Linked DNA regions of Homo sapiens: region 2 is linked to region 1. A link is an interaction called in ENCODE POLR2A ChIA-PET data of the cell type or tissue named here. Cell type or tissue: MCF 10A. All regions are shown on one strand. Each heading gives the region's core, and the rest is flanking DNA. Links, peaks and the distances in the headings are about the cores only.

Region 1 (11,108 bases), core at 5,362-7,861:
TTGCAAATGACAGGATGTCTTTCTTTTTAAAAGCTGAACAGTATTCTATTGTGTATATATTCCGTTGTTTCTTTGTCCATTCATCCACTGGTGAACACTTAGGTTGATTCCATATCTTGGCTATTGTGAGTAATGCTGCAGTGAACATGAGAGTGCAGGCATCTTTTCGACATGCTGATTTCATTTTCTTTGGATGTATATCCAGTATTGGAATTGCTGGAGCATATGGTAGTTCTATTTTAATTTTTTGAGGAGCCTCCATACCGTTTTCCAAATGAGTATACTAATTTACATTCCCACCAACAGTGTACAAGGGTTCCCTTTTCTCCACATCCTCTTCAACACCTGTTATTTTTCATCTTTTCAATAATAGCTGTTCTGACAGGTATGACATAATATCTCATTGTGGTTTTAATCTGCATATCCCCAATGATTAGTGATATTGAGCATTTTTTCTATACCTGTTGGCCATTTGTGTGTGTGGTTTTGTTTTGTTTTTTTTTTTACTTTTCATTTATTTTTACTTTAAGTTCTGGGATACATGTGCTGAACTTGCAGGTTTGTTACATAGGTGTACATGTGCCATGGTGGTCTGCTGCACCTATCAACTGGTCATCCAGGTTTTAAGCCCCGAATGCATTAGGTATTTGTCCTAATGCTCTCCTTGCCCTTGCCCTCCCACCCAACAGGCTCTGGCATGTGATGTTCCCCTCCCTGTGTTCTCATTGTTCAACTTATGAGTGAGAACATGTGGTGTTTGATTTTCTGTTCCTGTGTTAGTTTGCTGAGAATGATGGTTTCCAGCTTCATCCATGTCCCTGCAAAGGACATGAGCTCATTCTTTTTTATGGCTGCATAGTATTCCATGGTGTATATGTGCTACATTTTCTTTATCCAGTCTGTCATTGATGGGCATTTGTGTTGGTTCCAAGTCTTTGGTATTGTAAATAGTGCTGCAATAAACATACATGTGCATGTGTCTTTATAGTAGAATGATTTATTAATCCTTTGGGTATATACCCAGTAATGGGATTGCTGGGTCAAATGGTATTTCTGGTTCTAGATCCTTGAGGAGTCGCCACATGGTTTTCCACAATGGTTGAACTAATTTACATTCCCACCACCTGTTGGCCATTTGTATGTCTTCTTTTGAGAAATGTCTATTCAGGTCCATTAACCATTTTAAAATTGGGTTGTTTCTTACTATTAAGTTGTTTGAGTTTCCTCTGTATTTGGATATTAACTCCTTATCCAGATATGTGTTTTACAAATATTTTCTCCCATTCCACAGGTTGTCTCTTCACTCTGTTGATTGCAGAAACTTTGCAGAAGCTTTTTAGTTTGATATAGTTCCATTTGTCTATTTTTGCTTTTGTTGCCTGTGCTTTTACGGTCATATTTTAAAAAGCCATTGCCTATGCCTGTGTCACAGATTTCTTCCCCTAAGTCATCATTTGGTAATTTTACAGTTTTAGGTCTTACATTTAAGTCTTTAGTCCATTTTTCAGTGATTTTTTTATGTGACGTGAGATGAGGGTCTGTTTTTATTCTTCTGCATGTAGATATCCAGTTTTTTCAACACCATTTATTGAAGGGACAGTCCTTTCTTTGTTGTGTGTCCTTGGGATCTTTGTTGATAATTAATTGATTGTAAAGGTGTGGATTTATTTCTGAGCTCTGTATTCTGTCCCATTGGTCTATATATCTGTTTTTATGCCAGTACCATAATGTTTTGATTACTGTAGCTTTGTAGTAGATTTTGAAATCAGGTAGTATAATGCCTCCAGCTTTGTTCTTTTTGGTCAAGATTGCTTTGATGTCGTGCATTATTTATAGTAGGAAAATATTAGAAACAACTTCAGCATTTAGCAATGGGGGTACACTTCAATAATATACTATTTGATGAGAATTTTCAGCCAGTCAAGAGATAATTTTATGTTACGTAGTTAAATTGTCAGGTACCGTCGTAAGCACCTAACATGTATTGTTTATTGCACGTGATTCCTATAACAGCCTTATAAGATAGGTGCAATTATTATCCTCATTATGTCAAATGGAAAAGTGAGACACTGAGCAGTTAAGTCATTTGCCTAAAATCTATCACAGAAAATGGTAAAAATAGGAGGTTAGAATCCAGGAAATAATACAGAGGTTATGATGATGAACAGTCTGTATCCAAGTCAGGTTCTGCCCAAGATAGTGAATTGGCAGACCCGTTCCCCTCCCCAGCCTCAAAAAAGACTGCCAGGAAATTATGCCAGTAAGCTATCAGGGACTGGATTAAGGTAGTGGAATTATGAAGGATTTTTTTCCTATTTACCAAATTTGGTAATAGGATTACATTTCTTCAACAATGGGGGTAGGAGGAATAAGCCATTATTAAGTCAGGGACCAGACCCCTGGTCTCTCAGAACCTGGGATACGGCCTAGTACATGCTGTCTCCCTGACTCATTTATGGCGAAATTCACATCACACTCCTTTTATCTGAATCAGTGAGGGTTGTGTCAGCAGCTGAGTCCCTGGCATGGATGTGCTGGAATCCAGGCCTCCCATCCCCCATCCCCGGCTCGCAGGGGCCTCCCCTTCGGTTCTCCTCCTGGAGAGAGAGGAACAAAGACTAGGGGGTGAGGGATGGAGGGGGGCTATCACAGGAAGGGGGAGCAGCAAAGTAAATATTGGTCTGAGGCTTTGTTCGGAGACCCAGTTTATGGAAGCAAAGGTTTCCATTTGGAAAACAGAAGACACTTGTGGCCAGTGCCCGAAACAGCCTCTCACTAGCAGGCCCTGGGACTGGGTGAGAGGGCTGAGCGAAGTACTCCTCATTGTTTTGGGAATGCCTTAAGTTTGAGTTTAGGATCCACCGCTTTCAGGTGGGCCACAGGACGCTCCGATGCCGGTCGCTTTTGCCTCCTCCCGCTCCTCTGCCTGCTGGGGCGTCTTTACGATGTCAGCCTGCAAGGATGGAGTTCCTGGCAGGACCATAGCTTTCCGTAAGAAACCACTTCTCAAATGGCCAACAAAGTTGAAATCCTGGTTTTTGAAGGTCAGAATATCTTGGAATCTTGTGAAATAAATGCCATCGCTGCATACATGCTGGCACAAAATGATCTCACGTGTGCTCAGTGTACCTGCAGCTTGAGTGCAAAGGAACATTCTTTCCTTTGTATTACTTTCTCCATTGTTGTTGTATTAAATATTAGCGAAGAAGTGGGAGAGGCAGAGAGCAGCCAGGCAGCAAGGTAGTCATGTGGCCCTGGAATTCATCTTTCAGAATTTTCCCAGGCAGGGAACTGCACTGTGACCTTCAGCACAAGAGCTCTGAGTTCTAATTCTGGCTTAGCTGGCCCACTTGTCTTTAAGAAGTTCCCCTGCCTTTTATTTTGAGATAAGCCTCTCCACCTAAATGTGTGTTCCTTACTTCTGGACCTGTTGGCCAACGTACCTTTAGGGAGTGCCCCTCCAGCTGGCTTCAACATGTGGGGTCGTAGCGGGGCTGCAGCCTGCCCTGTCCAGCTCTGATGCTTCCCAGCGCCTCCAGCTCCCCTTTCCCTTCCTGAGGCCTCACTGAGCATTTGGCTGAGCCCCTGCCAGCCGCTGGATGTGGGGAGGAGAAGGCATGCTCAGACCCTACAGTGGCATTACTGCTTGTGCTCTGTGTTGCTGTGACACCCAGCGCAAGGGGAAGAGGCCCTGTGACAGAGGGTTAGACAAGGAGAAGGGGAAGTATAGCCGAAAGGCTGGGAGACTTTCCCCTTTACAGGCATGGGAATTCTGAAGAAGCCTCTGTTCATGCCTTGGGGTAGTTGGTTGATTCCTGGGGACTGAATGGTGCCCACTTTGCAGGAGGGGATGAGCGAAGAAGGAAAGGGCAGTTCATGAGACCCTAGCATATGTCCTAGGTGCTCATATTCATTACCAATGTCTATGAAACTAAACTGCACATTGGCATTCCGTAAATATCCATTGAACAAAATATCTCATTTAATACCCAAAGCATCCAGGGAAGAGTATCATCCTCATTTTAAAGGCCTAGAAACTGAGATCCAGAGAAATTAAACAACTTGCCCCAGATCACACAGTAAGCCAGAGTCAGTGCATGGATTCCTGACCTGACTGTCCTGCCAAATAATATACAAGCCATTTCCATTATATCACAAATAGAAGTTTTGAGTCTCTAATATGTACAACTGAGAATACTGTCATTAGACGGGAATAGAGGCAGTTTTCCACAATAGGTGGTTTTTGGCCTTTTGGGAAATACCTAAGGATATTTCCTCTGATCTGTTTGGAACCAGGTTTCCCCCTTTCCCTGAGCAGTGGCTGCTACAAATACAATCTGGTTTGCTGCGGGTCATTTGTTGCAGTTTGCCTTTGGCTCAGATCAAAATAGAAAATGAGCCAGAACATGGTGTTTCCTGTCTCTGCATGTTCCTACCTTATTCATAGTGTTCCATCTTTTTTTTAGGTTATTAATTGTGGATTTATTTCCATAGTAAGACAGGATCTGACTTTGGGGCCAACATATGTTGGACCCGCCTCCTTCTCTGCTGAAGATTCTCTGAAGACAAAATGTGCATAGGCCTTCTCCAGGATCTGGATTTTTGGGGGATTATTTGGGACCTTTGCTTCTGTCCTCTCCGGCTACCAGGCTTTCTGACCTTCTGTAGCTAAATAGGGCCACAAAAATGAATAGGAATAAGAGAACCTGAAGTTCAAGCTGTGTCTTTGGCTCTGTCTCTTTGGACGCGACTGCCAAGATATTTGGTGTGACAAAAGGATTTGAAATAGTTGGCCTGTTTTTTTCAGTTTGAGGTTGTTCTGTTGTAACTGGTCTTGTTTTTGGTAGCCATCATTATCACTGACAACCTAGAGACTGAGTAGACCGCCACCTCCATGTCTGCTAAGATAGTATAATTTAAATCTTTGATGTAACCAGAACACAACCCAGGTCACACTTTGCCCCTGTGTCTCATGATGACTGAAAGCTTTTGGGGTGATGATTGCTTGGTTATGGTTTTCCTGGACCCAACTTGGAACCCTTAAAGCCTGCCAAGTTATAGATACTCTGGCTTCAGTAGGGCCCTGTATTGAAACACCAAGTGCCAGGACTGCTCAAAAGGTGAAAATGAGATGGGTGTTCTGCCAGGTGGTTTAGTGAAAAATCAGTCAATCCAGGATCCCACTGACTGAATGCTAGGCAAAAGAAACAGTTCTTTTATTTGTTTTCATTTTTTGCAGAGTTGGAGGTCTTGCTATGTTGCCCACACTGGTCTTGAACTCCTGACCTCAAGCAATCCTACTGCCTTGGCCTCCCAAAGTATTAGGATTACAGGCATGAGCCACCGTGCCTGGCTAGAAACAGTTTTTTAAAAACTCATTCTAATTAGGAAGAGAAGACCAATACACATGGAAGAAAAGTGTACAGTAGATAGCATGTAGTAAATATAGTCCTTATGCTACAAAAGGAAAGGTAGTTGAAAATGAACATTGGGTTCTAGGGGAAACTCTTAAGTATGTGCCAGTCTGTGCTCAGAAGTACAACCTGATTGGCTGTGAGACTAAAGCCAACTGATTGCTTTAAGCAGCCCCTCGGGTGTGGGCTGCAGATGGTTCCCTAGGAAGCTGGGTTGAGTCCTGCTGTGATGAGCTGGGACTGCCAGGTAGGACCTGAAGCGGCTGCCAAGGGGCTGCCACCCCACCCTGAAGACAAAATCATACAGTCTAAAAACCTGACTGCTTTGGATCAAAATCATACCCTGTAATATGTTCTAGTTTTTAAATAACTTGGGTTTTCCTTAATTACTTAATCTCTGCTGAGAACCCAGCTGCATCCATCTCTTCTAGGTCCGGAATTATCCACAGCATCTCATGAGCAGAAACAGCCATGTCAACATAAAGTTAGCAGACTCGTCGTGTAGAGAGTTGTGCACTGGCAGGTTAGGGGGGAAGGTGTTCATTCATTCAGCAGATATGCACTGAGTGCTTGCAAGGCATAGGGCTCGCCTTCAAGCCTTGAGGACGCAGCAGTGAGCAAAACAGAAAAGAGTCCCTGCCCTCATGAAACTGACATTCTTTGGGAAGCTTATAAGCCTGAAGCTCATGAACAGATTGTTCATCTTATAGTCTCAGCTGGTGACCCTCCATGGCAGCTGCTCCCTGTGGCAATTCCTGGATTTTCCTTTCAGACAGGCTCAGAGCCGTCATCTGCTTGAAGAGTCTGGGGGGCTTGTCTGAAGCTGCATTTGCATATCAAGTGCTCCGTTATATTTTTTGTAGGATGCAGTGAGATTACTGGGGGGAGGCGTAGCTCGAGTCCTTGGTCCTTGGTACTGTCTCTGGTTAGTGGTGGGTTCTGGGTCACTATTATAGGGGTTGGGAGGTTTAAAGCAAGAGGCAGAATGGCAAGAGTAGCAGCCCCAGTAGGCTGCATTTGCTCCCGTTGCCACTTGCACGATCTTTCTCATCCCGCTGGCAAGACTAGTCTGTTCACTGGCAGCCCCTGCATCAGGCTGTGAGGACGCCCTGTCTACCTCCCGTCTCCATCCCTGTATTAACCCATGTGCTATCAAGAGCGACTGACTCTTTCTTTACAAGGTTCTTTTTCCTTCCTTCCCCGTAAGCTAATAGTTTGGCTCAGGCTCGCCAGCAGACCCTCCCCTTTTTTGCTGGAGGGCTTTGGCATGCCCTGTCTTTTCTTTGGGGCCACCCAGGGAGTTCCTGTTTCCTTTCTGTGGGAGGCTTCCAATTCTTAGTTATAGCAAAAGAGCCTGTATTTTTTAGCTCACTCCTGCCCACTTCTGGTCTTGAATGACTTATGGCTTAGGTGTTACAAATGGGAGTCCTGGAACTCTTCCCAGAATCTCTTAATTCCATTCTTGTGGTATATGACGTTCTAAACATTAAAATGATGTAATATATAACTCCCAACCAAAACAAAAGAGGAGATCCCTGCTAGCCAAATTCTTCCCTCCTCTCCATACACGTTTTTCCGTCGCTGTGCAGTGAATCCTGGGATGTGTTTGTCAGTCAGCTTCCTTGTTCTTCTGGCTCCTCACTCCCCAGGGACCACCGAGCCACAGACTCCACGGTTTTCTCTGAGGGCATGCGAAGTGGAAACTAACCTATCCCTGCAGCCAGCCCAGACCTTCTACAATCATATCTACCAGTGGTGAAAGGCAGTTCAAGATGAGTTGGACACAATCAAGAAAAATAGGGAACAAATATGTCATAGCTCCTCTCTGTCTGCTGTCTATAGAAGGAGGCTAATAGCAGCAGATCTGGTGAGGGCCAGTGGCCCATGGACCTGCCTGCCCCAAGGCAGCAATCATGGGAGTGGGGTCAAGGAAACACTAAGGAGGTACACCTGATAGGACTTTTTAAAGAGGAGTGGCCAGGGTTCTGGCCGGTTTGAAGCCTGGAGAGAATGGAATGGCATGAGTTCAGTTTTGGGGACATTCAGTGGTAAGACTGGTTTCTGTTTTCTCTTCTGGAAGCTCATAGATACAGGATCTGCTCATTCACTTGATTTGTGCCTCTTATTTGGGCTTCAGGACACATCTCTGGCCAATCGCAATTAAAACACCATGCCCAGTTAGCCATCATCGCCACTCAGAGCTGTCTGCTTTACCGGGCTAAAAAAAATGATCTTTATCACCAGTTGTAAGTGACTTAAAAAAAAAAAGTACCCTTCCACATTGCTCAGAACTTTGCCGTCACCTTCTTGACCCTCACCAACAGGTCAGGTTGTTTTAATAATCTAGTGGCTGGTAAGCTTTCATCCTTTACAATTAAAAAAAAAATCACTGATTTGCATAATGCAGTGCCATTTGCCTACTTTGTTGGGGGTGGGGGCTGTCCTGTTCATTGTGGATGTTTAGCAGCATCCCAAAATACCAGCAGCACCTCTCCAGTTATAACAACCAAACATATCGCCAGACATTGGTTCCCAGGGGGGAAGAATCTCCCCTGGCTCCCTTACATGACTGTCAGGTGATTGTCTTTGGTATGAAAAGTCAAATGGGTTAGACGATCACTTTTCTTTTTATAGAAGCCAAAGCCAAATGTGTCAGACCTTCTTTATGAAAATATAAGCGTTATTTTTTTTCTGAGTTTGTAGAAAGGCAAAGTTCCTGTTGGGGGCTCATTACAGCTGTTGGTGCCTGCACTGACAGTGGCATTGTTAGGGATGGAGCCCCTGAGCTCGGGGGAGACAGCGGAAGCGTGCAGCGTCTGTTTAATGTGAGTGAGGGCTGGCATGCTGCTGGCAGCTCTCAACAGTGAAGCCTGCTGCTCGATAAGGCATTATTATCAGAGCCTGGGGGCATCCAGGGAGCAAAAGATTAGCTGACTGAGCATATATCTAAAATGGGTTATTTTTAAAAAGCAAGCAGTACAAATACTGCAGCTTGTCTTGTTTTAGCATTTAATAATTACACTTTCACTTTACCAGCAAGGCATTGAGTCAGTGGCATTTTATGAAAAGCATCCTCCCAAACCTGAACTTTGTGAGTCAGATTCCCATCCTGTGTGTGGTACATGTGGTTGGATTGTACAAACAGATAATCAGAGTTTTGCAAAATGTTTCCCAACCAGCATGGGAAAACGTGCTGATAGCAATATGATTGGGCTTTGAGGGAGAGCCACTTGCTGGCTTTTTTTCTTTTGTTTCCCATACATGGAAATGCCATTTCAACTTGAAATGTGGATACCTTACCAGAGGATTGCTTGAGCCCGGGAGGTTGAGGCTGCATTAGCGAACTGGGACTGCACCACTGCATTCCAGCCTGGATGACAAAGTGAGACTCCTGTCTCAATTTTTTAAAAACCCACACACAAAAAAAACAACAAAACAAAAAGTAGAACCTTAAATGCTATCTTAAGGCTGAATAGTCTCTAAATATTGAAAGTAGACCCTAGCCAAAAGAGACATTACCTGTTTCTGTAATATAATGAATGGTATTAGTGTACTTATCTTGCATTTTAAATTCAATTCTGTAAATGTTTATGGAGCATGCATTATGTGCCAGGGATGAAGACACAAGAACAAAATGTGGACCTGCCTTTTAATTGCTTACAGTCAAAGGTCATGATAACACCATGTGATGGAGAGAAGAAAGTCATGATTGATCCTCGTGGAGGTTGGAAGGACTTCCCAGAGGAGGGGCTGTGTGAGCTGTGTTTTGAAGATGAATAGGGATCTTATAGTCACAAGAGGAGGGCATAGACTCCCAGACAGAGGTAACAGCAGTGCAAAGGCACAGAGGCTTAAAATTGCAGGATGTGCCCAGGAAACCCCAAATGACTAGATGAGGCAGATTTGTAAGAAGGGAAATGGTGGTGGTTGGCGGCGGGGGTAGGGGGGTGGTGATGAAGAAGCAAAGTCATAATGGGTCTGATGTCCTTTGCTGAGGAGCTTAGACTAAACTGTTTAGGTAAAAGGAGCCAGCAAAATCTTTAAGTGAGGGAGTAACATAAGATTTGCATGTTAGAAGGCTCTCTCTGGCTGCTATGTACAGAGGGAGGCTAATGGCAGCAGATCTGGTGAGGATGCTGGGCCCGTGATCTGGGAACTTGCCTGCCCCAAGGCAGCAATCATGGGAGTGGAGTCAAGGAAACACTAAAGAAGTAGACATGATAGGACTTTTTAAGTGGGAATGGCCAGGGCTCTGGCCATTTGGAAGCCTAAAGAGAATGGAATAGCATGAGTTCGGTTTGGGGGAAATTCAGTGGTAAGATGCTTGTTTGTCAGAAACACACTTGAGATGGGAGATCAGTTTGGTGTCATCCATGTCCTCTTGGTAAGTGGAAACTATAATATAAAATCTTTCAGGCCAGGTGCAGTGGCTCACACCTGTAATCCCAGCACTTTGGGAGGCCAAGGTGAGTGGATCACCTGAGGTCAGGAGTTCGAGACCAGCCTGGCCAACATGGCAAAACCCTGTCTCTACTAAAAATACAAAAATTAGCCGGGCATGGTGGCACGCACCTGTAATCCCAGCTACTCAGGAGGTTGAGGCAGGGAGAATCGCTTGCACCCGGGAGGCAAAGGTTGCAGTGAACCAAGATCACGCCATTGCACTCCAGCCTGGGCAACAGAGCGAGACTCTGTCTTAAAAAAAAAAAAAATCAAAAATCTTTTAGTAGATGTTTATAGAGAGAGAAGAGAGGAGACTTGAAGAAGGAATTCTAAGTAAGGGTTAAGGTTGAGTGGAAAAAAGAAGAAGAATCAGAAGGAAGTGGTTTCATAGTAGGATAAATCAAGTGCTGAGATGAAGTCAGTTCACTAACAGACTCAGAGTTCTATTGGATACGGCATGAGGTTCTTGGTGTCACCATCTTAGGATCTGCTCATTTTTGGGGTTTTAAGAACCTGTCTGAACTCCACTTAGCCAACTGAAGCTTGCCTTCAAAGTTAACACAATGTGCTTTCTCCCATATAAACCTTTTAAGCTGTTTCTGATGACTGTTCCCCTTCCTGTTAGAGCTCCACCTCTTTTAATTTAGCCTCCATACCTTTAGAGTAAGGTCTGCAACTTTCTTCCTTAATTGACAGTGGAGATCAATATGTAACCCAGATTGCAAAAATGGTTTGGGAACACTGCATGTTCTCACTCATAGGTGGGAGTTGAACACATGGACACAGGGTGGGAAACATCACACACTGGGGCCTGGCAGGGGATGGGGGGCTGGGGGAGGGATAGCATTAGGAGAAATACCTAATGTAAATGACGAGTTGATGGGTACAGCAAACCAACATGGCACATATATACCTATGTAACAAACCTGCACGTTGTGCACATGTACCCTAGAACTTAAAGTATAATTTTAAAAAAATTTTTTAATAGTTTGGGAAGAAATTGTGGGCATGTCATTTGCTTGAACAGATTTTGTTCCCCAGCCAGAGGACCAGAGAAGAGTTTGTCATGGCTACAGTGGAGGAATCAAACTCAGAATAGCATGTGAAAGGCACATTCCACACAGAAACTTCGGCCCGTGCATCAGCACTGCAGACAGGGGGAGAGGAAATGAATTCTCAGCCAGTAGATTCCCAGGCATCACCTTGAGGCAGATATGGCATATTCTTGGCCATAGTCTCTACTTCTCTAAC
Region 2 (11,108 bases), core at 3,184-5,683, 55 kb after region 1:
AGCTTTTTTTCAAATTATATATGATGCAGCAACCAATATCTTTGTAAAATAAGATTCTTAATTTTACACTCACAAGAGTATCATATCACATAGCAGAGATTGAGAATTTAACCTGAAAATAATCCATTGGGTGATTCTGAATGTACAAGATTGATGTTTTTCTAATCTTTTTATTTTATTTTATTAATTTTTTTTTTTTAAGATAGAGTTTCACTCTGTTGCCCAGGCTGGAGTGCAATGGTGTGATCATGGCTCACTGCAGCCTTGACCTCCCAGGCTCAAGTGATCTTCCCGCTTCGGCCTCCCAAAGGGCTGGGATTCAGGCGTAAGCCACTGTGCCCGGCCTTAATCTTTTTAAAGCTTACCTGGACTATAGGTGGCCCATATGGAGGCAAAAGATTTGGGCCCCACTCTCTAGGCACACAGCTCTGCTACCCTACTCTAAGTATAATTTGTCACTAGTTTTTGTAGTCTCAGTGTAAAAAAGAGCAGAGATCTTGGCCTCAGGAGATCCTCTTCCCAAGGCTCAGTCCCAGGCTCTCTCCTTATTTCATTCCTTCTCCTGAGGTGAACTCATCCACACCCAGGTAATGACTCTCAAATTTATAGCTCCGAACCAGCCTTCCCTTTGACATCTAGCCATGTGTATTCAGCTGCTTAAATATCTCCACCTGTATGTCTAAAAAAAGTAGCTCAATCTGTCCAAAATAAATTCTGTGATCCAGAACCTGCTGATGCCTCCTTCCCTTTATCCTTTACATCCTTCCATTGCTAAATCCCATTGCTTTCCCCCAGTAGTTCTTGACACATCTAGTTCTCTTTACCTTACCACCCTCCCTATACCAGGCCACCATCATTTATCTCCTGGATACTCTAGTAGCTTCCCAAATGATCTCCTCATGTTCATTCTCAACTCCTCTGATATGGAGTCCTGTAAAATCGAAAATCTAATGCCATCCCTCTCCTGAGTCAGAGTTTTCCATGGTTTATTGGGCTAAAGACTGAAATCCTCACTGGCCCCTGCCTCATCTGGTCCCTGCTCTCTCCTGTCTCCATGCTCTCTTCTCTCGCCACCCAGGACTCCAACCACACTAGTCTTCATTTCTTGACTGAACCCCCTCACCTCTGTTCCTTCCTTCTGAAATTCTCCTTACCCTCACTTTCCCTTCTTTCTGTCTCTTCACTTGGTTAATAATCTTCACAGCTCAGTTCAAATGTCACTTTCCTGGGAAATCTTCCCCCAGTGCTAGGTCAGGCCATCCCTTGATCTATTCCCATGTTTTCTCCTCATTGCACTCATCACAGTTGATAATTGTAAATTTAGTTGTGTGGTGATCTGTCTGCTTCTCCCACCAGACATTAACCCCCTTGTGGGTAGAGATGGTGCCCCCTTTGCTTACTATTGTATCCCAACATCCTGGCATATGGCCAGGCTCATGGACAATACTAAAGAATGGTTGGGTGGGTGAAGGGATGGATATCTCGTGTCAGGTGATGCATGAATGGCACTACTGTCTAACTCACGATGAAACCAAATGTTATGCTTTTGCTAATTCAGTGACTTTTCAAAAGTCTTTTGCCCATTTAATACAATCCATCTTGCTTTGAAAAAACTTTAAGTATAAACCCAGGCACTCAAAACACAAGCCAGTCCTAAGTAGTTTTATTCTAAAATTAAGACCATAACCCACATTCACTCACTTGGCAGATGCCCCCTTTTCACACTTACCTACATGCTAGTTCCTCCTCCTCAGTGGAAGGCAGCAAATGATCTGCACATTTGACCACTTGAGAGATTTGCTGTGCACTCCCCTATGCCTGTATCCTCAAGGACTCTGTAAAATCCATTGAACTCTATGCACAAGCTAAGAAAAAAACCTTGCTTTGCAGTATTTCGATTATGCATTTCATAGTAATATGCATAAAACATCCCTCTATCATAGTGCCATCTTAGAATATTTATTGATTCCCTCAGGTGGTTCTTGTTTCAATTAAAGTCCTTTTGGGAAACAATCTATCCGGGGGATTGGCCGGTGACACTGCTACATAGAAGGGATTGGGCCTGGTGTAGTAAGTCACAAGCCCAGGCCTTGGAGGTGAGCAGAAGTAAATCTGAATCCTGATTTTACCCCTGTCTAGCTATATAATCTTGGGGTAGAGCCTACTTCATAGAGTTATTTTGAGGATAAAATAAGAATATAGATAAAGCACTTAGCATTTGATGAACATTCAGTATATGTTAACCACTGAAGACACTGTTATTCTTGTTATTCACAAAAGCTTTTTTCCAGGTTTTCTAGACAGACCCACAGACTCACCACCCCCAAATGAGCAACAGACAAATGGCAGTATGCTGACAATCATAAATTGACTGTGTATTTTATGATAATGGGTATCAAAGTTGTACTCTATTAAAGAATTATTATCTTTGAGATTCAGATATTAAAATGTGTATAGATGAAATAGCTCATATCCTGGATTTGTTTCAAAATAATCTGATAAAAGATGGATCAGGGAGGGAGGGAGTCGATGTAGCGAGGGAGCATGTTTGGACGTGCATTGGCAGGTGCCGAGGCTGTGTGATCAGTATGGGAGTTGTGTCATTCTCCCTACTTTTGTCTGTTTTGAAATTTCCCATAATAAAAGTTGAAAAATATGTTAAAAATAGTTCATATAAATAGCCTCCTAGATTCATTCTTGTTCAAGGAGCCAGCTCTCAACTCGCTTTCCTTTATTTCTTTTGGAAGAGTAACTGACTCTAGTGATCTAAGCAGTAAGACTCATGTCAATCTGTTTTATTACTCTCAGGATAGCTTATGGTGGAAACAAAATAAATCCAATTTCTGAATCTCCTTTGTCTTCAATCACTTGGGAATTCTCTCTGAAACTACTGTGGGCATTTTAAGTAACCCTGATTACCCAGCAAGAACAATGTAGCTTTCAGACAAGCACAGAGGATAGAATAACTCTTTCTACCCTTCTATGCTTGCATGACAAAAGCTGTAGCTATTAAATACCGGTGCTCAATGAGCTAATGAATGGCAAGCCGGTAACTGTGGTTTTGGCATTTTAGTATTTGAGCCTCTGCCCTGTATGAACTTGTAATCTTCATTGTGTAGCCTTGTTAAGTTCAGCTGCTGAGTTACATGTTGGCATAGGAAGCTGAGGTACTCCTAAGCCAAAAACTGACCTCTGCATATTTCAAACTAAAGTCAGGAGGCTTAGGGTGACTTCTTTTGCTTTAAAAAAAATAAAGGCATGATTTCCCTTTAGAGTGGAAGCTGACCATGACTGTAAATGGCTCTATAATCTTTGGCTTTGTTTGAGTCACCCTCTCCATGTTCTGCTCTTCCGTTTGGATGCAAGCCAACATGAGGATAAGTGTTCTGCTTGGTCCTCGTTGTTTAATAATTGACCCTTCAAAACCACTTTCTTTCTCCAGCTTCATCAAAGAGAAGAATTTAAATTTTGATTTCAGGTTTCTTCTTTTCCCTCTTGAGTCTATCTTTAAGGGGTAAAACATGTGGCTTTTTATAAGTTTAAGTACTTTGGAGCAAAGTTTATGGAGTGTCCTTCCATCCCCTAAAAATAAGATAGGCTCTGAGTTGGCCAGGGCAGTCCCATTGGGGTCCATCTGAAATGCTTCTGTTTATCCCTTTGGTCAGCACCTCCTGCCAGGACCATGCTGGAGCTGCTAAGAAGGAAGACAGGTGCACAGACAGAGCCTTCTGGAATACAGTGCGGGGTATGCTATCATAGAAGTATAAACTGGGCACCCTAGGAGCAGAGTTGATATTGCTATGACTGTCTGGGGACATCAGGACAGACTTCATAGAGCAGGTATGAGATACTTGGGCTGAGGGCAGCACTGGTAGCCTGGAATTACATTATGCTCTTAATTGAACCCTCTTGGGATCCCAGTTTGAGCGATCTGTCTTATTAAATAGCACTTGGTATGAGAACAGCCATGGCGTTTCCTTTACAGCTCATACAGTTCTGAGAATGCCTAAAATTAGATTGAAATCAGGATTAAGGTGTCTAACCTGCCTTTGTGGCCTCGGGCATCCTGTGACCAGGATGAGTCACATCCCTGTCTTGCCCACTTGCGTCTTCTGAGAGCTGCGTCCCAAGACTTCCCCATGCAGAGCTGATTGTAATAGTTGACTGACAAAACTGATGGCCCAGCACTTTCTCTCCCTGCGCGATTCCTGCTGCCCATGACAGCAGCTGAGTAATAAGCAGTCAGACCTCTTACCTGGGACATTAGTCACAAGCTCTTAAGCAACTGCGGGTCAACGCTTGAGACCGTTTTGGATTTCTGTTAGCACTTGTTTCTGTTGCCCAAGAAGATCCTTTCCAAGACTTCAGCAGGCATACTGGCTTCGGGAAAATTCAGAAACTCAGTGACCTTGTTTGGAAATGTGAGTGATAGTGTTCTGGGCTCAGGTCCACACAGGCCTGGCTTGTCAGGCTAGGACACAGTGTCGATAAAGCTGGGCTCATGGGCTTTGTCCCCCCGGCCGTGCTCTCTCCTGGGGCTGCAGACTAGTGTGTCTAACCTCAGCCAGGCGCCTCTCTACTGTGTGCCCGCAGTCCCAGAGGAGCCAGGCACCCAGGCCTTATAGTGCCTCCCAAGTCAGAAAACACTTGTGGAAGAACTGAGAGTGGTGGCCTCCTTCACTGGGCAGGACCACGATCATCCTCACCCCTGCTCCCGTCCTGCGCTGCTACGATTGCAACCTTTTGTAGGTTAAACTGGCTGTGCTCATATTGTATTTATGTGGTGGGGCCAGGGGAGGAAGCAGCTTCCACAAATCAGCCCACTGAAAACAGTCACTTATATGGGACATGGGATTCTGCGTGGAGAAGGGCTGATTTGGAGCCAGGACTGGGTTTGGGTTAGAGACACAGAAAGCTTGCTTCGCTGAAGTGGGTGCACAGGTACTCAGCATGCCTTTGCCTTATGCCCCTGACACCCGGGGAGGCTGCTACTAAGAGCAGAGAAGTCTGTTCTATGTTCCATTGATCTGTGCCATGAAAGCTTTGCTGCTTTAACCACACTTATTGGGGATTCCTGGAATACCAGACTTGGTTTCCATTCCTGGGCATTTTCTAGTGGCCATTTTCTGTAAGACCTGTATGGCCAGGCTGTATCAACTCACAGGACAGCGTGTGGAAACCAGTCATGCCAGTTCTGTCATCACCTACCTCCTCCAAGCCAGCAACGTGATCCAGGCTGGACAGAGACCAACCTTTTGCCTTGGGCCATGCAGGCCAACAGACCTTGATTCTCACACTGAGGCAAGAAAATAGAACCTCGAGTGCCCTGACACAACCCACAGTGAATATGGCACTCCAGAAAGAGCAGTCAGCTGCAGCCACTGAGGAGACGCCACAGCGAGGGGGGCTCCAGGCGGCCCAAGGCCATGGCAGCCTCCCACAATGGCAGTTAACCACAAAGCTCCAGGCCACCTAGCATCCCCCCCGTGACCTGCAGCCTCCTTGTCACTGATCAGCCTATGTGGGTTGCCTCTGAGCATATTGTTCCTTTAAAAACCAAAGTGTAAATGTCTCACCCAAAAGGCCAAGCTGTTGCTCTGTCCAGTCTAGACTGTGCCTGTGAGGCTAGCAATGCCACCCTCCCTCTGTAACAGTGCCCTGGGGTATGGGTGGCAACAGGACAACCAGGTGCTTGTGCTGGGAAGCGGGTTTTTTTAAGAGAGCACTGCCTTTTATTTACAGACAGCTTTATCAGTACATGGCCATGTTCCTGCCGACCTTGAGGACTCTTTACCAAACAATCCTGCTGCTGAATATTCACTTCCTTCCACATGAATTTGCTCTTAGGGATTGGAGGAGGGGTGGAAATGCTTTCAACCAGTCTCCATAATCTAGGCTTCTTGTGCACCTGGGGTACCCACAAACAAACCCTGTTCTCACTCTGGTTTTCCTTTTCCTGATTAACATCCCCACAAACCTACTGGATTTAAGACAAACCCAGAAGTCATCATTTCTGCTGCTTCTCTCTATCCGTCTATCTCTAAGTGATTATCAAGCCTTATTACTGATTTTGCTTTCACCGAAGCCCTGCTTCCTTTCCCCTGACTAACTCCTTATTTTCCATTCCATTCATCACTGTCCTGGTTCAGGTCTTAACATCTCTTCCCTGGACGGTTTCAGCCTCCCCCAACTGATCTTTTCTTGTCCAGCCAGGAATCTGTTACTCCCTTAATGAGGGAGCATCAATGAGTTCCTTTTGCCTAATATGTAAAAATCAAAATTCCTTCGTGTGACATTCAGGACCCTTCATGGTTTGAAGGACTTAACTTTCCTCTGTAGCCCTGAGATTTTTCATGGCCCCAGCACTCCTCTGTCCTGTGCTGCCCGCCCCTCAGCCTCCTCCACCATACCCAGGGTTCTCTGAGTCCACCTGCACAGCCATACTGCTGGGCTTGCTGCCGTGTCCCTGCCCCATCCGCCTGTCCATGGCGGCCTTCTCACTCCCCTTCTCTGCCTGGGAGACTCTGACTCATGCTATCAGACCCAGCTCAATTTCTGCTTCTGCTGTGAGGCTGTCTCTCTCTCCTCCCACTAGAAGGAATTGTTCTCTCTTATGTTTCTCTCGTAGCACTTGGTTCATACCTTCATCGTGCCACTAGGATGATACAGCAATTGGTGTGTTCCCCCTCCCCACCCCTCCTGGTCTATCCTGTCCATGTGTGTGTGTGTGTCTGTCTGTATATGAAATATATATCTATTTGTTTTACACACACACACACACACACACACACACACAAAGTATTTCTTTCTTCTCTTTTCATTTTAGAGACAGGGTCTCACCCTGTCGCCCAGGCTGGAGTTCAGTGATGCACTCTCAGCTCACTGCAGCCTCAACCTCCTGGGCTCAAGTAATCCTCCCACCTCAGCCTCCCAAGTATGTGGGACTACAGGTGCATGCCACCATGCCCAACTAATTTTTGTATTTTTCGTAGGTTGGGATGTTGCCCATGTTGTCCAGGCTAGTTTCAAACTCCTGAACTCAAGCAATCTGCCTGCCTCAGCCTCCCAAAGTGTTGGGATTACAGGCACCCAGCCGACAAGTATTTCTTAAGTACATTATGCCAGGCATAATGGCGCCAGGCATAATGGTGAACCGCATAAACACAATCCCCGCCGTCATGGAGCTTCTAGCCTAGCAAATATTTGTCTCCCATTACACTGTGAGTTCCTTGCAGATGAAGATCAGCTGTACTCCTAGTGCCTGTCACCACCCCGGGCACACAGTGGCCACCTCCCCTATGGGTGTTCATTCTGACTCCGATGGGTAGAGATGGGTGCTAGAGTGGAGGATGGGGTATAGGCTGAGTATGAGGTAAGTGGAAAGCCTAGAAAAGCCACATTCTGCCCTCCGTTTTTACAGGACAGCCTACATTTTCCTGTGGTCAGCCCATTCTTAATGGGCGCATCATCTTGGAGCCATGAGGCAAGTTCTGAGACTTGATCTAAATGTGTCATCCAGATAGCACAGAGAAGTTTGTTCCTTTTGACGTGTGTACAGGAAGCTCATGCGGCCGCATGTGGCCGCACGTGTGTGTGTGTGTGTGTGTGTGTGTGTGTGTGCCCATTCTGAGAGGTGGATGGTTTGGGGTCTGGCTGCCCTATCTCGTGCTGCTCTTTGTATCTTTCAGAGATCTGAAACTGGACAATGTCCTGTTGGACCACGAGGGTCACTGTAAACTGGCAGACTTCGGAATGTGCAAGGAGGGGATTTGCAATGGTGTCACCACGGCCACATTCTGTGGCACGCCAGACTATATCGCTCCAGAGGTGAGTGCAGCTGCTTGATGCAGCTCTGAAATCTGAGCTCTCCAGTAACTCTGACCAGAAATGCCACTGGCTGCTTTTATGCACTGCAGCTTTGGAGGCAGCATTGAAAGGTGTCTAGAGCCGACACCTCTAGACTCATTTATGGCTCATTGGGTGAATGATGGCTGAAAATGGCCTAAGTCCCTCTAATAAGAATTTGAGTTAAAAAAGAAAATCATGCTGCTATAAAGACACATGCACACGTATGTTTATTGCGGCATTATTCACAATAGCAAAGACTTGGAACCAACCCAAATGTCCAACAATGATAGACTGGATTAAGAAAATGTGGCACATATACACCATGGAATACTATGCAGCCATGAAAAATGGTGAGTTCATGTCCTTTGTAGGGACATGGATGAAATTGGAAATCATCATTCTCAGTAAACTATCGCAAGAACAAAAAACCAAACACCGCATATTCTCACTCATAGGTGGGAATTGAACGATGAGATCACATGGACACAGGAAGGGGAATATCACACTCTGGGGACTGTGGTGGGGTGGGGGGAGGGGGGAGGGATAGCATTGGGAGATATACCTAATGCTAGATGACGAGTTAGTGGGTGCAGCGCACCAGCATGGCACATGTATACATATGTAACTAACCTGCACAATGTGCGCATGTACCCTAAAACTTAAAGTATAATAAAAAAAAATATATATATATATGTAAACTTTGCAGTTGCTTTGGGCTTTAGCCCTAAATGAAGACAAAGTGTACGCCATTCATGGCTATTTATTTTCCTTTTTGTCTCTACTTAGTGATTTAATTTCAGCGTCATTTAGCAGAACTAAAGAAAGGCTCTTGAATCCTTGAATCCTTCCCGTATGAGTGAGTGAACCCAGTCCCCTTTTTTTTCCAGACTGATATATTTCCAGAACCCTTTCTGTTTGGGATCTGCACGAGCCCATCACAGTGGCCCAATCAGGCCATAAATATTTGCTCACCTAGATGAGAAGGCACCTCTGAGTTGACCACAGGGAAAACAGACCACTCTGTAGAAATGGAATGAAATACGCTTGCTAGCACAGGAGACTTTTTTAAAAAAACTTTGATATTTCCTAATGCATCAATTTCCCTAGTTATGAAGAACACATTTGTTAATCTGATGTATGAACCACCTTCTCACGCTGCCCCCTTTGCACAGATCCTCCAGGAAATGCTGTACGGGCCTGCAGTAGACTGGTGGGCAATGGGCGTGTTGCTCTATGAGATGCTCTGTGGTCACGCGCCTTTTGAGGCAGAGAACGAAGATGACCTCTTTGAGGCCATACTGAATGATGAGGTGGTCTACCCTACCTGGCTCCATGAAGATGCCACAGGGATCCTAAAATCTGTAAGTTTGGCTTACCCAGCTAGCTTCTGATGTATTGCAAACCAGCTTGTTTCATGTGCTGCTTGAGTCTTTTCAGTACTTCCCACCAGTAAACCACTAGCTCTAACTAAAATTTGTATTGTTCTAATCTAAAGAATCAAAGAACCAGAGTTCTGTCAGGCTGTTACCCTCTCTTATGCAATAGACCCTCTCTTATGCAGTAGTTATTTTGGGGTCAATTTCAATAGCCCTTGATAACTTTGTTTGCCAAATAGCAAGTATTTCTAGCACTTCGTAACTTTAGTTGAGGGCAGGTGATGTTTCCCCTTCATACAGTCAGGCCACACCAGAGTTTTGGGTCAAGTAAATGCCATTCCCAGCCTGTTATTATATCAATTGTGTTTCTGTTGGCATCTTCAAGTTGCAGGATGAAGCGGTCGGGTCTTTCTCTTAGGGCTGGGAGAGGAGAAGGAAGGTTTTCCAAACCTCTGCAGATCTATTTTGCCTCCATGTTATTCTTATGAAAGCCGGGTGCCACGCCCAGGCTGCAGGTGCAATGTTGTAATGGATCATGTTGAGAAAGTCTTTTCTGTGTGTGCATTTAAGGCACTGTGCTGGATGCCTTTGAATTGAGGATAAACATGTACTGGACGCCTTTATGTTGAAAATAAAGTACATGTAATTTGGGTCAGTTCTGTAACCACATTAGTTGAGCTCCAAAATCATGTATTTTCACCTACTATATGCAGAGGGGTTGTAAAGGCAAATAAAAGATCAGTTTTTCAAGAAGGGATAAATCAGAACAATCTATATTCTGTTGGATAGTATCTATGGCATAAGAATTACTATCCTTAAGTTATATCCTTTCAGTAATTTGAGACAAAAGCAAAATGTGGGAAATATTTGCTATCTTGTTGAAAGACTTGTTTCTCTTTAGAAACTTCTAGCCCTATAATCAGTGCCATTTCAGGGACATTTTTTATGTGGGTCACTGTGTACTGGGGCTGAAGGCTTGATTGTCCCTGAGAATTCTCTACATCGCTAAAAGAGAAATAATCACAGAAATCCTTCTGAGGCAAATATTACCAAAGTGAATCATAACACATAGCTCAATCCTCAAGCTGAGGTGTCAGTACCCTCCTGAAACTGAGAAAGCACTAATTTCACAGAAATAAAAGCACAGTACTTTGGGATTCTACCAAATATCTCCTATCTAACATGTTTTTGTAAGAACAGTTCATTTGTTATATTAGTAGAAATTTTAGAGGAAACCATAAATATGGCTTTTATAATTTTATGGAAAAAAAAAGTCACAGAGAAGGGCCTGTCTTCGTGGATTTGTGCCATGAAGTTTCTTAACTTCCTGAAGGGAAATGTACTCACCTAGGTTGGCTGCAGCCAATTTTGATAACATAAACCATGATAACACAGCCTCATCGTGCTGCAGACGGAGGCGTACTTTGCATGATCACTTTCCTACTTCCATGGCCCAGCACCTGGCTTTTTGTAAAAAAGCATGCCAGCCTTCTGTGGCCTGCAACAGCCACCTTCATCATACTAATGGTTTTCCATGCTCCACATATTTAGTCCAATTACTGTAGCTGATTTAGTAGTTTTAATATTTAGATGAAGGACCCCACAGTTCATAATTCAAATTAAAATACTGGTTCAAGCCATAAAAAAAATGCCTGTTATCAGCATTGGTGTATAAAGGTCACTAGGCTTGGTACCATGAAGGGTAGGAAATAAAAGTCAGTCTATGCCTCAATAAATTTTTATATTCTCTAATATAAACACTGGATTAGCAATCCAGATCAGTGTTTCTCTGATAGATACCCTATGCCTTTTGAATCTAGGTCTAGTAGAAATCTTAAGAGGCCACATCACCATTTGAGTTGGACATTCCTAATTTTTTGTCTT

What was found. Peaks named below come from ENCODE experiments on the same cell type or tissue, not always from the same donor. Only the 100,000 strongest peaks of a DNase experiment are listed, where the experiment ranks them.
Region 2: POLR2A ChIA-PET joins it to region 1 with 44 read pairs; 18 of 35 experiments call an interaction of 5 or more read pairs at or near these places.

Annotation. Positions count from the first base shown.
Region 1 is chr14:61,463,882-61,474,989 of GRCh38, forward strand. The region is part of intron 9 of PRKCH (protein kinase C eta); the gene reads left to right. Among named protein-coding and RNA genes, the nearest start is that of PRKCH-AS2, 76 kb to the right of the region's middle. RefSeq lists an enhancer at 2,203-3,119. In MCF 10A, for the core only: a CTCF peak has its summit at 6,788; a DNase peak (open chromatin) is centred at 6,810.
Region 2 is chr14:61,521,387-61,532,494 of GRCh38, forward strand. It overlaps PRKCH (protein kinase C eta), which reads left to right. Exons shown (of 14, transcript NM_006255.5): 11 at 7,689-7,827; 12 at 9,021-9,209. Among named protein-coding and RNA genes, the nearest start is that of PRKCH-AS2, 19 kb to the right of the region's middle. RefSeq lists an enhancer at 3,982-4,131. In MCF 10A, for the core only: no CTCF peak of the experiment used is centred there; DNase peaks (open chromatin) are centred at 3,345, 4,215 and 5,225.